Linked DNA regions of Mus musculus: regions 1 and 2 are each linked to region 3. The links are chromatin loops, found by intact Hi-C in ENCODE. Cell type or tissue: left cerebral cortex. All regions are shown on one strand. Region 1 has its middle 7.4 kb from the start of Nr1h2. Region 2 overlaps Shank1 (SH3 and multiple ankyrin repeat domains 1). Region 3 overlaps Gm15517 (predicted gene 15517).

The links. Peaks named below come from ENCODE experiments on the same cell type or tissue, not always from the same donor. Only the 100,000 strongest peaks of a DNase experiment are listed, where the experiment ranks them.
Region 1: it touches region 3 in a loop (7-fold over the local background); 8 of 42 quality-filtered maps call a loop at or near these places.
Region 2: it touches region 3 in a loop (16-fold over the local background); 37 of 42 quality-filtered maps call a loop at or near these places.

What each region holds. Positions count from the first base shown.
Region 1 is chr7:44,560,164-44,562,663 of GRCm38, reverse strand. No RefSeq gene overlaps it. Among named protein-coding and RNA genes, the nearest start is that of Nr1h2, 7.4 kb to the right of the region's middle. In left cerebral cortex, a CTCF peak has its summit at 1,434 (motif pointing right); DNase peaks (open chromatin) are centred at 1,433 and 2,265.
Region 2 is chr7:44,350,179-44,352,678 of GRCm38, reverse strand. It overlaps Shank1 (SH3 and multiple ankyrin repeat domains 1), which reads right to left. Exons shown (of 25, transcript NM_001034115.1): 23 at 1,635-1,731; 24 at 1-1,122. Among named protein-coding and RNA genes, the nearest start is that of Gm39001, 23 kb to the left of the region's middle. In left cerebral cortex, a CTCF peak has its summit at 1,231 (motif pointing right); DNase peaks (open chromatin) are centred at 143, 779 and 1,246; H3K4me3 peaks cover 275 bases; H3K27ac peaks cover 1,789 bases.
Region 3 is chr7:44,261,463-44,263,962 of GRCm38, reverse strand. Gm15517 (predicted gene 15517) reads right to left here. Exons shown (of 3, transcript NM_001384596.1): 1 at 2,429-2,500; 2 at 2,292-2,351; 3 at 2,072-2,174. The coding sequence starts at 2,443. The coding sequence ends at 2,163. Among named protein-coding and RNA genes, the nearest start is that of Gm15517, 1.3 kb to the right of the region's middle. In left cerebral cortex, a CTCF peak has its summit at 1,045; DNase peaks (open chromatin) are centred at 553 and 1,031; H3K4me3 peaks cover 638 bases.

The sequences.
Region 1 (2,500 bases), 300 kb before region 3:
AGGCAGTTGGATCAGAACTTCAAGGTTATCCTCACTACATAAAGAGTTCAAGACAAAAGTGTGCTACATAAGACTCTTAAAAAACAAACAAACAAACAAAAAACCAACGAAATAAAATAGAACCAGAGAGGGGGCTTGGTGGTTGAGAGCACTGGCTGCTCTCGCAGAGGACCTAGGTTTAGCTCCCAACATCCAGTTTGGGCGATTCACAAAAGCCTGTAACCCCAGATCCAGGGCATTTCCAATCTCCATGGCCACTGTACTCACACACATAATTAAAATTAAAAATTCGTGGGTTGATTTCTGAACACTTTCCTGGCACCTAGAAACAGCCATCACCTACTAAATACTGGTAGGAGAGATTGTATGGATTCCCCATGCTCATCCTGTCCCGGCCTTCTCTTAAACGGCAGGCAGAGACAGTGCACCCACAAACATACATAAATAAATCTTAAAAGAAAGAGAGAAAGAAAGAAGAAAGAAATATTCTGTTAGGAGGCTGGAGAGATGGCTCAGCGGTTAAGAGCACTGACTGCTCTTCCAGAGGTCCTGAGTTCAATTCCCAGCAACCACATGGTGGCTCACAACCATCTGCAATGGGATTCTGATGCCCTCTTCTGCTGTGTCTGAATATAGTTACATTGTACTCATATACATAAAATAAATAATAAATAACTAAAAACAAACAAAACAAAAACAGCAGGCAGAGCCTCAGTTGCAGGCAGAGTGTCGGTTACAACTATTAGAAAAAACAAAAAACAAAAAACCAAAAAAGAAACCCAAATGGCTGAGGTGCCCATTTAACGTATCAAGGTGGATGTCGGCCAATATCATTACCATTAATACCTGTTACAGAGTCCTGGCTCATCTCAGTACTTTTCACACTGCCCCCTACCCTGAACCTTTCCAGCCCCTGAGCTCCCTTCTCTTCCCTCAGCTTCTCTGATTCCTATATAACATCAACCATTTTGGCTACGGGATGTCTTGGTCTTCTCTCGGTCCTCGCTCCTTTCTTGTGCCACACACACACACCCGCGCCCCTTTTCCTTTCTTGCCCCACTCTCCCATGGCCAGGTTCTGTCCTCTAGCCTGGTTCAGTTTGTACTCTTCCAAGATACCTCTGGCCTGGCTGTTCTCTTCTCAACCACACCTGGGAACAATCATGTCCTCATTTTTACTATTTATTTATTTATTTATTTAAATGAAATAACCCTGACCATTCATTCATTCATTCATTCATTCATTCATTCATTCATTCATTCATTCATTCATTCATTCATTCATTCATTCATTCATTCATTCATTCAAGTTAAATAACCCTGACCATTCACCTCTTCTTGTCACCTTCATTCTGGGACCCTTGTATTACGTTTTATTAAGGAACTTTCTAAATGTTTTCTGCAAATCATAACATGGCCACACGGTGGCAGCGTGGGGCTGTGTTTCCAAACAAGATCCCTCTGCGGTACCTAGAGGGCTTCAGCTGCTGGGAGGTACAACCAACCTCTCTGCAGCTTTCCTGCCTGTGGCTCTAGCCAAACCCATCGCTGGTAGTTTCTTCCTCTCTGACAGTGTCTTCCAAGCTATCTGGGAGAAAATGCTCTTCTTCATACAGCCGGGCAAGTGGGGCTACATCACCACCCCGTTTGGCGACCGGGGATGGAACCCAGAGACAAGGGCATGCTACGCTTGGGGTTCTACCAATGAACCATGCCCAAAGCTCCTCACTGGGCAGGGACTCTACCCCCGAGCCACAACCTAAATCACCTTTTTACTTTTTTATTTTGAGACAGGTGACATTAAGTTGCCCAGGCTCATTTGACCTTGTTCTGTAAACCTGATAGGCCTTGAACTGGTGATCCTCCTGCCTCAGACTCTTGGGTAGCTAGGATGTCCAAGCCTGGCCCATTTCCTTCTCAGATCTTTTGCATACTCTCTTTACTCAAAGTTTCCACCCACCCTAGCCTTGCTGGTATCTGAGGGCTCTGGATGTATTCCTCCCTGCACTCCTTGGTCCATGCTGTTCCTTCTGCCCTGTAGTGTGCCCACTCGGGTGCACACATGCGTGCACGCACACGCACACACACGCACACCCAGGGGCTCAAGGCCACCCCCATCAGATCTTTTTAGTGGATTTTACTTTTTGGTACTCCCTCCTGCCTGCTAAACAAACTATGTCGGCTCTACCCCAGCCTACGGGACATGGTATGTGGGGGAGGAACATTTTATTATGACATACCTAGGGACAGATGGTGCCACACAGTGGACTTTCAGCCTCGTGACTGTGTACACATAATTTCAAATGTCACATCTGCTGTGTTTTTTGTGAGCTGCTCTGTCCCAGGGCTGGGGTTCTGATGTCAGCACCTGCTTCAGATGACCCCCCAAAATGCCTGTAGTTTCAGCTCCAACTTCTCTGATGCTCCTTTGGTGTCTCCTGGGTTTTTTGTTTGTTTGTTTTGCTGTCTATTATTTTTCCAGCTTTTTGTTTTGTTTTGTT
Region 2 (2,500 bases), 89 kb before region 3:
TGTCGCCTCCATCCTCATCTCCTGCGTCGGTGGACAGGAATAGCGTGGACCGCCGCCGGGCTTCGTTTTGCCAGCCTCCCTCCCTCCGCGCCGCGCCCACTAGGGCTGCTCCAAACTGGCTAGTGAAATCCAGGGTGGCCGGGCCGCTGGGTGACGCAGGGGTGGGCACGGGCGACGGGGACGGCGGTACAGGGGACGTGGCAGGTGCAGGGCTAGGCGAGGATCCTCCGCCGCCCGCGCCGTCGGGCTGGGTGGGGGGCTCAGCCTCTGTGCTGCTTCCCTGGCTACTGCGGCCGCTGCTACTGGTAGATGGGGCTTTGATGATGATGGTAGGGATAGGGATGGAATTTTTCTCCGACGGCCCGGCCGGAGGTGGTTCGGACCGAGGCAACGCCGGGGATGTTGGAGAGGACGCGGGAGGGAGGCTGCCCTTTTGGGGCTCGCCTTCCACTTTGGTCTGCTTGACCAGCGGGCCTTTGCGACCGCGGCCGGAGCGGGCTGGTACGTACATAGCCGCACTGGCCGCCCTCGGGGGCAGCTGGAAGTAGCGCAGGGCGGGAGCCTGAGCAGGACCGCTACTGCCTCCGCTGCTACTGTGGTGGGAAGGTGATGGGGCCCCCGAGGTCGGGCTGGGTCCTCCACCTCGCCAGCCTCGAAGGCTGGGCTGGGGTCCCAGAGCCAATCGAGGTGGGGGATCGTCGGGGGAACCTCCTGTCTCCATCTCCGGTGGGTGGGGAGGATGCGCATGGTGATGGTGGGGCTGAGGAGGTGGGGCGTGATGATGGTGGTGATGAGGTGGGTGGTGGTGGGCAGGGGGTAGGGCGCCACTGTGATATAGGCTCTTCTCTCGGCCCCCACTACGGGGGTCAGGAGGAGATGGCCCATCGAAAGATGAAGGTGAGGAGGCGGGAAGGGGACCCCCGGAACCAGGGTTAAAGGGCCCTCCCCGAGGCGAGGGAGTGAGGCGGCCGGAAGAGGAGGGGGCCGGAGGTGTGCTATAGGGCGGCTCTGGTGGGGATGTAGTGGGTGGTGGGGGTATGTCCTCTGAACCCGGGACTGACAGGCTACGACTGAATTTCATGGCTGGGGGTGCTAGGTAGGGTCTGTCATCTTCCGCAGCCCCTGTTGAGATACGTAAGACCAATGGAGGAATTAGGGACTGGCCCAGCTCCTTCTGCATACAAGCTATACAACAGCAGAGGCGCAAGAGAAATTCAGTGGAATTTCACCCTCTGGCCAGGAGGGGGAGCCATTTCCTAATTAGTCAAAGGCCTGAATCCATGATAATGGTGACTTGGAGCGAGTTTAAAGCGTGCTTGAGAAGAAGAAAAGGCTATTATTTTACACAGAGACGCCTAGGAAGTAGCTAGCTTCTCTCTCAACAAGGATCTGCCTCCACTTACTACCCGCATGCTACCAACAATCCTTCCTCTGGACACCAAAGACCCCGGTTTTCTAGATGAAGGTCAGGAAGCCGAGAGACCACCCACGCAGTCCCGCAGGCGAGAAGCAAAGTTGGAATTCATCCAAACCCGACCTCCTCTAACCAGGGTCGGATGTGGTGCTGCAGCACATTTCCAAACCTAGACAGTCCTCTCCTGCCCCTGGGCTACGGTCCTTTCTGGGGGACATACCGATAGATTTCTGCCGGAGCATAAGGCCAGGTCCGGGAGGCAGGAAAGAAGGCCGGTCATAACTTGGCTGGGAGCGGTGGTGAGGATCAAAGCTCGACTTCGGGGCAGCAGTTAGAGGAAGAGAGAAAAGAGAGCGAAGAGGGATCAGTCAGAGTTCTCCACACTCCAAAAGGAAATTACTTTCTCCTCTGAGCTCTTTCATGGCAGAGACGAGGCACACAGAAGCTAGAAAGCAAGTCCTGGGAGAATTCTCTGGGGAAGCAGTCAGGAGAAAGAAAAGAAAAGCAGGCAGCCGAGCAGTCCCACTAAAGCAGGTACCACCTGCAGTCGTGGCCTGTACCCAGGTCCCATTGACACTCTTCTGGCCTGTGGTGGCAGCCACCCCTCTGGCTTTGTTGTTTCCTCTCTCCTTCACTCCTTTCTGGTCTCTTTTCCAGAGTTGGCGGAATCTTTCAAAAAAGAAATCAGGGCTGGAGCGATTGCTCAGTCAGTAATACGCTTTGCCACACATACAGACATGAGGACCCAGTTCTGATTCCCAGCAGCTGCAGCTCACGTCAGACTTAAAAGTGTGTGTGTGTGTGTGCGCGCGCGCACGCGCATGCTGGAGGGGCTCATAGAGGCCGGAGAAAGGCACAAGAGCTAGAGTTGCATATGTGGGGGAAGTGGGTGGGCTGCAGGGCTATCCAAGCCTGGAACCCAAACTCCCATCCTCATGGTGACACAGCAAACCCTCTTAGCAATGGAACCATCTTTCCAGCCCCAGTTTCAACTCATTCAAGAAAAAAAAATTGTCTGTCTGGTCACCAATCCATTGTTCTGTCAATTCATCATTTGTACCTGTTTATCATTCCATCTGTCTGTCT
Region 3 (2,500 bases):
GTCGATTAACTAAATTATAATCTTTAAAGCACATACTATAATCCTGGCATATAACAGGTATTTACTAGCCGGGTAGTGGTGGCGCATGCCTTTAATCCCAGCACTTGGGAGGCAGAGGCAGGTGGATTTCTGAGTTCGAGGCCAGCCTGGTCTACAGAGTGAGTTCCAGAACAGCCAGGGCTACACAGGGAAACACTGCCTCGAAAAACAAAAACAAGTATTTACTTTTAAAAATAAGCATAGTGATAATAATAATAAAAAAAAAATCCCATCTTTGTCTGAGTGAAGGTCTGTGAAAGAATTTCCCGGGCAGCAGAGCTACCCATTCGAAGCGCTCAGCTTCCTCACAAAAAGGAGCCGCCTCAGAACCCCAGCTGCCCATTCATAGCACCCTGGGGAACGTTCAGAGCAGAATCGATGCTCCGTCCCACCCCAAGCCCAGTGGTGGGAATTGACAAAGCCCTCAGTGGCTCTCCACAGCGCCGGCCCGAGACACATCCATCTCCGCTGGACTGCGGTTGAGAAAATGCCAAGTTGATAGCTCCCTGAGGACTCAGAAACCACATAAATGGTCAAGCCCTGGGGGAAGGAGGGATGTGGAGGGCGCAAAGGTTGACTTGGTTCCGCGGTTGAAAAACCGCTGACAGCCAAGCCCACCTGGAGAGTGAAGAGACGGGGTGAGGCAGGAAGGTTTGCTCCGGAAGCTTTCAATGGAGGACTCGCAGACTAGGGGTTGCAAAGGGCTCCTCAGCCCGCTCGGAGTGTGTGGCACAGCAGGTGAAAAGCCGTTAGGGTGCGGCTGCTCAGCCGTTTTTTTGAGTTACGGGGCTAAGGGTATAGCAGAAGGGCCTGGTGTGAGCCATGTGGGTAGGGAGGTGCAGGGAGGGAGAGGCCACTCTATTTACAGGAGGAGGTGGATGCTTGGGAAATACCTGGTTGAGAGCTCAGGCAGGAGTCTCAGTCTCCTGCCAATTAAAATCTAGGAAAATAGTCTGACACCGCCACCATGCGGCCATTTCTGGTTTTGCGTACAAGGAGTCCTTGCATTTGAGGACAAAGGGTGCTGTTACTGGCTCTGATCAACAGAGGGCGCGACCGCTAGTTCGTCTTGGTCTCAGTTTGCTTGTAACCCACTAAAATTGCGCGGATCTGAACTAAACGGATTTACAAATCTGTTCGTGATTGGAAATTTCTAGTCCTTTTCCCGAAGACCCAGAGCATACAAATGATTTTTCTTTTTTCACTTTGGGGAGGTTGGAGGAGGCAGGAAGGTTGGCGTGTGCTAACAGATCTCCTCTATTTTGGGGTTCTGGACACTTCTATTGGAAAGGGATTTGATGGCAGGTGATCACAGTTGAATAGGAGTTTGCTAAGACAAGAAAAAAATAAAAGGAAGAAATATTATCATTTTTTAAGATAACCAGGGAAGGAATTATATCCAGACTCTTTACACACAGTCGCAACATCTGCCCACACCTTTGATCTCTGGCAATCCTTAGTGTGGCCTTTCTTTAAACAGATTTTCACCTTTGCTGGGTAGGAGTGCTCAGAGAGACAGGTCTGAAGTCCTGAGCAAGCTGTTTAGTGCCAGATGGAGAATTGGGCCCTGGAAGTTCTTTTCTGTGCCCTGGCACTCACAGCTGAAATGCCCCTTAAATACTCATGTGACCTAAAGATTCCTACGCATTCTTCAAAACCCACTTCTCCCTCAGACCTAGGGGTCCAAGCTCCAGCACTCCTCCCACAGACATAGGACTCTAAGCCCAACCTCCTCCCACAGATGCAAGAGATCCAAGGCCCAGCCTCCTTCCACAGACTTGGAGGTCCAGGGCCCAGCCTCTTCCCACAGATTTTGAGATCCAGGACCCAGTCTCCTTTCTCAGACCCAGAGGTCCAGGACCCAGCTTCCTCCCTCAGATTCAGAGGTCCAGGGCCCAGCCTCCTCCCATAGACTTGGAGGGACAGGTCCCTAGCCTCCTCCCTGAGATCTAGGGACCAGGTCTCTCCTTTTCATCTTCCTGCTGAGATCCATGGTTGTGGGGAGCAGGGCTTAGGGAGCAGGGAGCCTTGGTCTGGTGCTGTTACATTTATTGGATCTCAGAGGCCAGCGCAATGGCAGAGCAGGCGGGGGCCAAGCTGGTGGAGTGGGGCGTCATGCCTTCTTACTGCTGAGCCTAGAGCAGAGATAGAAGTACAATGTAGACACGTGGCAGCTCAGGATAGTAAAAGCTCCAGGGCCAAATGAAGAGAGACAGGAGAGACAGAGCCCTCTCATCCCGCCTCCCCCTCACCTTGTTGAAGAAGTAGATGGAGGCTAGGATGGTGAACACGGCCATGGCCAAGGTCACATTCTGGGGGAGGAGGTCAGGAGTCAGCTCCCTCCCCTCCCTCCCCCCACCTCTGCCCCAGCCCCTTCACCTGTCCTCACTTCCTGCAAGTTCATAGCCATGGGTCCTAGCCGCACAGCACTTGGCCTCCCTCACCCAGACCTCGGAGTCAG